2 separate regions of the Homo sapiens genome follow, and region 2 is linked to region 1. A link is a contact called in ENCODE Hi-C data. All regions are on one chromosome and are shown on one strand. The core of a region is the stretch at or near the end of the contact, and the rest is flanking DNA. Distances in the headings are between cores, read along the strand shown. Region 1 overlaps CACUL1 (CDK2 associated cullin domain 1). Region 2 holds the start of MCMBP (minichromosome maintenance complex binding protein).

Region 1 (4,442 bases), core at 561-3,060:
ACATATGTGTTAAATGAATAAAGATTTTATAGTTAGCGGCAAAAAGATGAAGAAAGAAATTTATACTAACAACAAGAAAAGTATATATCTGACTATGACAAAACACAGCTCTATCATTTGAAACAGAAAACAAAATGCTACTTAGTGCAACAACTGTTTGGGGAAAAAAAACACAAAAAAACTAAGCTATCTCAGACCACAAGTTGTGAAGAACAATATCCAAGCCCAAAGCACACCCCAGCATGTGCTATAAACTGTGGTTATTTCAAAACTGCTGGGGTGCTTCCTAATTGTGGTATAGACCCTGGTAATCTATTGCTGAGTGACTTTTCTTTTTTTTTTTTTTTGAGACGGAGTCTTGCTCTGTCGCCAGGCTGGAGTGCAGCGACGCAATCTCGGCCAACTGCAACCTCCGCCTCCCGGGTTCAAGCGATTTCCCTGCCTCAGTCTCCTGAGTAGCTGGGACTACAGGAGTGTGCAATTTTAGTAGAGACGGGGTTTCACCATGTTGGCCAGGATGGTCTCGATCTCCTGACTTCGTGATCTACCTGTCTCGGCCTCTCAAAGTGCTGGGATTGCTGAGTGATTTTTCTAGACATTCTTCTACTTCTATACCAAAAGCAAAGTGGGATCAAGCCCTGGTATAAAGATTATTTGGTTGGTGCAAAAGTAACAGAGGTTTCTGTCATTATTTTCAAAGGCAAAAACCACAATTCCTTTTGCACCAACTTAATAATACCTGATCTTCAAGCACTGAAGGTTTACTGAAGTGGGCAGGGGGAGGATCAAGCTAAGTGCTCCCTTAAACAGGAGTTTTTCTGCAACCTGCCCCAGATTTTAGAGCTGAGATGATGCCTATTTACAGGAGGTTTATCAATAAAGTGTTTACTTCAGTTGTTTATATTGAAAGGTATTATAAATCAGTAGGCAAACCACTCTTCAAAGATGATAATACGAGTTCCAAAACAAGTTAAAATATGCACATATTTTTGTATCATAAAAGTCACCAAATATTGACATTGACAGAAAAAAATAAAGTTTTAAATAAAAGAAATGTTGACATGATAATCAATAGAATCAGTTAAGGTCTGAAATATATTTAATCCAAAAATTTCCACAATTTATACCAAATTTTCAAATTAACAATCTATTCCAAAAATTACATGATTTGATCAACATTCACCTAGAAAACATTTATAAATTTATATCATAATCAAATTAACAAGCTTCCAAATGTGTATTAGAAAAGCTAACTGCAACCAGTCAGGAAAACCCAAGGAAGCAAAAATCAATACAATCAGTTCTTTACCTGCAGCTCCTTTGAGACTCTCTCTAAGTGATTAGTTATCTTTTTAATCAGATCACTATACATCTGTTCCGAGTGCTGCTGGCATACACATTTATACACACAACTGTAAAACAAACAAAAACCCCCACAAACCAAGTTAATCATAAAGCACTTAACTCAGTCCAAGGTTAAAGCACACTTTTGATATATAACCACTGATCCAATAATTCATACCTTCAAAAAGTAACCAATCACAACTTTTAAATAAAAACTTTATCCTCCCCCATCGGTGTTCGGATGGAAAAGATAGTACCATCTGCTATAAATATGCCCTTCTAAGTAGTGTATTACACATTTAATCAGTACTAGAGAATCTAATAGTAGGTGAGAATCTAAGGTCTGAATATGATAACTATTTATAAACCAGGTTCTCTCTCTCTTTTTAAATGAATGTCAAAATAAGGAAGAGAGAGTGGTTGATAATCAGTAGAGAGAGGTTTCTAACTCACGGAAGTGTTTGCAATACAACCTCTTTGTACATCAGCTGTGTGGAACAACATACTTGTCACTTCCTCCTTTCACTGTGCTGATCTCATATCCCACCCCACTTCCTAATTTGCTGCTTCCATTAACAGGAGCTGAGAAACAAAATAACCAAAGAGAGTTAGAATTGTGTGTCAATAAACACCAACAGATTAAGGTCTCCCTCTGAGACTAAAAATATGATTTTTACACCAGATACTTCAGTCATTCTTGCTTTTATTGCTGACTTCCACAGTGTCTGCATTATGTATGGTGGAGGTGGCAGGCTTCCTCTGTCATGATCTGAAAACCACTTTTGAATCAAAAAGTATAAACCAAACCCTCCAATCCGTAAGTGTGGAATACATAAAACACTTACAGAGCCTCATCTTATGCATTCTACATTACATGTTTGTGTGAGGCATAATTCAAGTGCCTTGAACCTTAGTATACCCTTTCAAACCCAAGCAAATTAAATCTTAACTTACCTGTATATCTGTTCATAGGATATGGGGATATAGTCACCAGGACTCTGAGTTAAAAGTTGATCTATGGCACCATCCAATTTTGGCCAGTATGTGCTCTTATAATCTTCAATAGTTATAACATTCATTACTAAAAGTAAAAAGTAAAATAAATATTACTACGTGCCACATGTGGAGCAAACACAAATCACAGCCATTTTGCACTCTCAAATTCCTCTCACTTACTCTTCTGATTTTACACTGACACTCTATCACCTAACTATCCTATTTCAATTAAAAACAAAAAAGGCAACCTGGTCAAGGATGTTAAGCAGCCATTAATCATGGATTTAAGAGAAGTTAGTATGAACCTGTCCATCTTTAAAAATAACAACCAAACAAGCAATCATCACTGGCTTCCTTCTGGGTTTCCTGTAAGCTTCTGTCATTAGTGGAGCAGTCTCAAACATGCTCTGACCCTCAAATACACACTGCCAATTATGTGACAAAATGGCCTATCAATGAACCACAGGAAAATTTGGAGAAATCGTGAACACCAACAATCAATCTTTGTAGACATCCTCGAGGAAATGTGCCTAAGGACAGGACTATGAGGATTAAGGTCCAAATGCTGCAATCACAAAGAGGTTGCTGTAAAACTTGCCGAGATTTACAACAACACCAGCACCTCTTCATCATTACTACAGCTCCAACTCAGGCTGCTACTATCTTAAACTGGATAAGCCCAACAGAAAAGAAGTCAGTGAACTGGGACCCTGCGCTGAGGCTTACTTCATTCCTACAGACAGGCTCTTACTCCCACACTACAGGTTTCCACAAAGCATTTGTACAGTGGATCCTAACAGCTTTGAAATCCAGGTAACAGTTGCTTCACGGCACTGAAATGTTAATATTAAAAAAAGAGCTACCAGAAGAACCTGCCTATATTCTGTGTCATGAATCACAGTTACCTCAGGAGTAACAACAACGAGACCAGGTATTTCACTGTTTATTTTACCAGACTAGGAAGCAGAGTGGTTAAGTGACTTCCTCAAGAACTCAAGGCTCATTACTGTCAGAGATACCAGGTAAAGCAAAGCCTTCCCAGTATCTTTTTATCACATTATCGATTTCCACACCTTAGTCATCCAGGTTCAAGATTTTTTTCTATGTACCATCTATATCATTTTTGTTCAATACTTTCTTTAAATCAATCCACTTCTGTTATTTAATTTTATTTTACAGGACATCTGAGGAATGAACTACTGAGGAATGTTCACAAAACAACATGGCATAATCTTAAATCCATTTTGCTAAGTGAAAGAAGCCAGACCCAAAGGGCTACATATTCTAAGAGTCCCATTTACATGATACTAATAAAGGCAAAACTATAGGGAGGAAAACAGATCAGTGGTCGACAGGGGCTGGAAGGTGGGGAGAAGGATTATCTATAAAGCAGTAGCATGGAGGAATTTTTATGGCAATTAACTGTTTTGCATGAAACTATGGTGGGGGATACACCACTTCACGCATTTGTCAAGACCAAAAGAACTGTACATCAAATTACTATGTAAATTTAAAAAATCAACAAGGCTGTAGTGGTAAAGATGAAATGCAAAACACAAAAAATGAACCGAATTACAAATGAATCACATAACCCACACTGAATGGAATGGGGAATAAAGGAGTGTTTTGACTAATGTAAAGCTAAAGACAAAAAGAACCGTACATGCACGTGCGCAAACATAACAGTAGGAAGAGGCCAGACATGTAGGTCCTTATGGGCCATTGTAAAGACTTTGACTTTTACTCTAAGGTGGAAGCCTCTCTGGAGGGTTTTGAGCAGAGGAGTGACATGATCTGGCTTAGGTTTTATATGGATCATTCCAGCAGCTGTGCTGAGGGTAAACTAAGTTTGGAGGCTGTGAGCTGATATGGGGTTGGGCCAGATGGTGGCACTGAGGACAATAAGGAGAGATCAGATTTTGAAGATATTTTAAAAACAGAGTCAACAAGATTTGCTGATAGATTAGATGTGAGATGTGAAAGAAAGGTCGAGTGGCTCCAAAGTTTTTGGCTTCAGCACCGAAGGATGGGGTTGTCGTTTACTAAAATGAGGAAGACTGCACGAAAAGCTTAGCTGTCCAGCGGGCATAGCAGATACTGTT
Region 2 (4,442 bases), core at 1,005-3,504, 1.1 Mb after region 1:
ATCTTTCCTTTTCTGCTATATGTTGCTGAACTGCTTTTTTCTTTCTGTACAATGCATATGCATTACCTATCTGGGGGGAAAACAATTTCCTACTAAACCAAAAAGTGCCTATAAGTTATCACACAAACATACTTGTAATGCTGTTATAATAAAGATATGCAATACAATCACAGTGATACGAAAATATAGCAACAGCTTCTACGAACACATTATGACTTTTCTATAAGACACAACGTACACGGGAACAAGACATTCTGGGGAGAAACACATCAAGAAACTTCTCAGGTTCCCACAACAATCCACATAATTTATAAAATACTCTGAAGCTATTATTTTATATCTAAGTTACATCCTTCCTGTACTATGATGAGATGTGTCCCTTAGGATCATACATTTAGAAGACAAAATTTGACACAAATACATTCAAATCTCTATCAAATATGAAATCATCTCATTTATCCAGCAAAATCAGAGTATGGGGTATTTCTAATAAATAAACTTTCTAATATTAGTAACTGAAATTTAACCCTTTAAGCACCAAACCTTTTTACTTTGGAGGGATTTTTCCTAAAAAGTATCTATGCATCTGCACCCTCTTAAACCAATGCTACAATTGAATCTTCACTTGACATTTTGGGGCCATTGTGTTGACCATCGATTATCATTTCTAGAATTCTTATGAACATAAATTACTAGGATTTAGTGGAGAAATATATGCCCCTTCCTCAAAGCACCCTTGACTGCTATATAGTGAATTTTTTTTTTTTTCAAGTATGAAGGTAGTTTTAAATTTCTTCATCAGGCTGTCAGTGTTCACTGGCTAAGTTCGGACGTCTATCCAGGCTTTTTTCTAATATAATGCCATTAGTTACAGCCTGGGAAGCCAGGTAACTAAACTAATTAGAATTACAGGTAAATTAATAAGGACTTCCTGAGTAAGCACTAGAGGCCCTCCTATAAGAAATACCATACATTGTTTGCCGTCGATTTTGGCTGCTGAGGATGATTTAGCTTCCCACTGCCTTTTCTCTCTAGTACCCCAAGATGTTTTTTTCAATGAGCTAAGGCCGCTCTACAACTCTAAGTTAACTCCAGACAAGTCAGGTGTTGCCATCTACAGTGATTTCTAGCTGGATCTGACTCCGCCACTCATTACGTGTAAAAAGACACTGGGGAATGGAACGGTTGTCAAAATGCCCAGTTAACGACAACAAATATAAACTTTTCTTCGTATACCCTTCGCAGTAAAGTAGCAACAGCAATCGCAACCAAAATTTACTAAGCTCGCCTGCAGGATTCTCAGCCCTGTGTACAAACTCAAGTAGCTCAATATTTCTTGCTGGCTCTGGCACAGGAGCAGATCCAGACTAGATGGGTTCTAAAGTCATCCCAACAGGAAAACTAAGCTATGAACATTAAATCTTATCTCTGAAAGAGAGAATGAGGGTAGCACAGGAGTTAGAACCAACTTCTGTGCAAGCGAGCACTCCCCGACGCACCGGAAGTTTTGAAATATCCTGTGGGCTTCCCACAGGCAAAGTGGTTTTCCCTCCCCGCGGCTCTGCGGGCCCTCCCCAGGGTTCGAGGACCTCCGAGTTTGCTGCGCCCGGGGCCGGGGCCCTGGCCCTGCCACAGGCTGGGAGCGAGGCCGTCAATCACAGCCCGCGAATCACAGCCCGCGCCCCACGACTTCACCTTGGCGGCTCCCAAGCTGCGACTCGGGCAGGTGGGAGGTACCTGCGGCCCGGCTCCTGCCCCTGCCTGCTGCGACCGGGGGAGAGGCTGTCCCAGCTGGGGCCGGTGCAGGCCCCGGGGCCCCGTCTCGGGCCACGCGAGCCCTCGAGATGGTACCGCGTGGGGGCCGCGCGGCGGGGCCCTGCCCCGGGGCCCGGCAAACTCGGCTGCCCGCCCGGCCCGCCCCCCGGCGCCGCCACTCACCGAAGAATCCCTGCACGATTCCCAGCGGGTGGCTGAGCCAATCCTCCCCACACGGCATCTCGCCAGGGGCCGGGGCCGGCGAAGACCGGGCGGAGGCGATCCGCGGGCCGAGCGCGGCCGGGCGGCCGGCGCCCAGCTCCTCTTCAGCGGCTCGGCCGCTCCTCGCCCGCGTTCGCTCGCGCCCTCCCACGCACAGCGAGCCGCGGGGCGCGGGCCTCCCGCGCCTCAGGGAGCGGCGGCTGCGGTGGGGCCGCCGAGGAGCTGCTGGCGACAGTCAGGCGGGCGCGTACGGGCCCCTAGCCTTCACTTCGCACAATGGCGGGAAATAGCCGCCGCCGACCGCGCTGCCTGCGACCTGGGTGGAGCTCGCGTGGGGAGGGGCGGCGGGAGCGCGCGGCGCAGCGCGGCTCTGCGCGGCGAGGAGGAGGGGCGGCGGCGGCGCCGCCATCTTGGAGACGGGCAAAAGGAAGGGCACGCAGCGCCGCTGGAGGCTGCGCAGCGCGGGGCCCGGCGACGCGCTCCAAGGGCGGCGCGTTGTCGTTTGTACCCCTGGGCCGGCGTGTAGCGGGAACTCCCATAGTGGGCTTATAAGAGGGCAAAGCGAGTCTGCACAACAGCTGAAAAGCATTAAGCTCAGAGACCTCAGAGTCATCTCTGGGCAAAATTAGTGGGCGAAACCGCCTTGGGAATCCGCCCACCTCCTCTTCGTGCCTTTTTTTTCTTTTTTTGCTGATGGCAGCACTTTTATTTGGGTCCCCGGCCCGAAACCCTGAGTGGTGACTTTTCCCTCAGCTGCACAAGGTCTCCCTGAGGAAGGTGCACATTTAGAGAAGGGGAACCTCGGAGGACCCCACGCTCCTTCTGCAGTCGCGTCAGGCCCTGTGGCTCAGGGACGGTTCCTTACCGAGGGGCGGGCGCTCTAAACGCTCCGGGCCCGGCCTGCGCCCTGGTTGCGAACACCGGGTCGGCGTCTGTCTGGAAGCTGGCAGCCGCCGTCGGGGAGCGGTGCGAGGCTCCTGCACTGCGCGCCGCTAGGATACCCTGGAGAAGGAAGCTACGAAGACCGACTACAGCAGCCTTTTGCTGAGGCAATTTGGAAAATACCCAAGTTCAAGAGTGAAACTGTGGGAGTCGCTCTGAACCTCTTCTGGTTCAGGAGGCTGTCCGATAAAAAAGAAAAAAAGAATGAAACTGTGTCTCCCCTGGGCCTGAAATGTACCTAAGAAAACCCCAGGCCCATCAGATATATCTACTCAATGAAAAAAGGGCATGGTGACGGAAGGGGAATGACCTGAATGGAATCTACAAAGTGAGGAGCTGAAGGAAAAAAACGGAACCCGTGTCTCAAACCCTCCTTGGGGCTGTAGGAAGGGGGGAAAATCTTTCTACCTTTCTAGGTTCTCCACTGCGGCCCTTATCACAAAGCTCGGATTGGCAAAAGAAAAATTTAGTAACATGTACATCTTATATGGGCAAAACTCAAGGAAGAGTAACTCAAACAGGTGGCTTAGAATGGGGGAATTACGTAGCATTTACAATAAAGAACAATAACTGGGGAGAAATGGCGAAAGCAGTTTGAAGTTTCCAAAAACAGCAGAGTGGGAAGGCAGAGATACGAGAAACTAATGGTAGTTACAGGTAGTGAGTAAAGTGTGTTATGTAGGTTCTTCTAGCGCCATCGCTGGCTGATAAGGGTCTAAAGTTGTCTCTGGTGACTAACTTTTGTCCCTGGTAGAAAGAGGAGGTGGGACACCTTTGAAAATGTATGTCCTGCTCTTAGGTACATAGTGGAAGGGTAGGGAGCTTGTTTTGTACAGATGCTCCTCTACTTACTCTACTTAGGATGGAGTTACATCCCAATAAACCCATTGTAAATTGAAAATATCATTAGTTGAGGCCCAGCGTGGAGCCTCACTCCTGTAATCCCAATACTCTGGGAGGCCAAGGCGGGCGGATCATGAGGTCAAGAAATGGAGACCATCCTGGCCAACATGGTGAATCCCCATCTCTACTAAAAATACAAAAATTAGCTGGGCCTGGTGGCGCACGCCTGTAGTCCCAGCTACTCTGGAGGCTGAGGCAGGAGAATCACTTGAACCCGGGAGGCGGAGGTTGCAGTGAGCCAAGATCATGCCACTGCACTCCGGCCTGGTGACAGAGCGAGACTCCGTCTCAAAAAAATAAAATGTCATTAGTTGAAAATGTGTTTAATACACGGAACCTATCAAACATCAGTAGGCTACTGCAAACATGCTCAGAACACTTACATTAGCCTACGGTTGGGCAAAAGCATCTAACACAAAGCCCGTTTTATAATAAAATGTTGAATATCTCATGCAATTTATTGAATACTGTACTGAAATTTAAAAACAGAATGGCTGTGTGGGTAATTGAAGTATGGTTTCTACTGAATGGGTGTTGCTTTCACACCATCATAAAGTCAAAAAATCTTGTCAAACCACCGTTAAGTTGGGGACTGTCTGGATCTACTTTTCAGTTACCAA

The links. A loop is a pair of places that touch in the nucleus more often than their neighbours do. Pooled maps may share reads with other maps.
Region 2: a pooled map shows a loop between it and region 1 (2.2-fold over the local background). The contact joins the promoter of MCMBP here to the enhancer-like site in region 1. A Hi-C loop is called at or near these places in 2 of 50 pooled maps.

What each region holds. Positions count from the first base shown.
Region 1 is chr10:118,727,986-118,732,427 of GRCh38, forward strand. CACUL1 (CDK2 associated cullin domain 1) reads right to left here. Exons shown (of 9, transcript NM_153810.5): 2 at 2,299-2,425; 3 at 1,310-1,412. Among named protein-coding and RNA genes, the nearest start is that of CACUL1, 25 kb to the right of the region's middle. Within about 2 kb of position 1,811, at least 8 of the 41 ENCODE cell types and tissues checked have a DNase peak (open chromatin) inside an H3K27ac peak, as active enhancers do.
Region 2 is chr10:119,870,589-119,875,030 of GRCh38, forward strand. MCMBP (minichromosome maintenance complex binding protein) reads right to left here and starts at 2,255. Exons shown (of 16, transcript NM_001256378.2): 1 at 1,939-2,255. The coding sequence starts at 1,996. RefSeq lists a silencer at 1,710-2,359 and enhancers at 2,590-2,749, 2,615-2,784.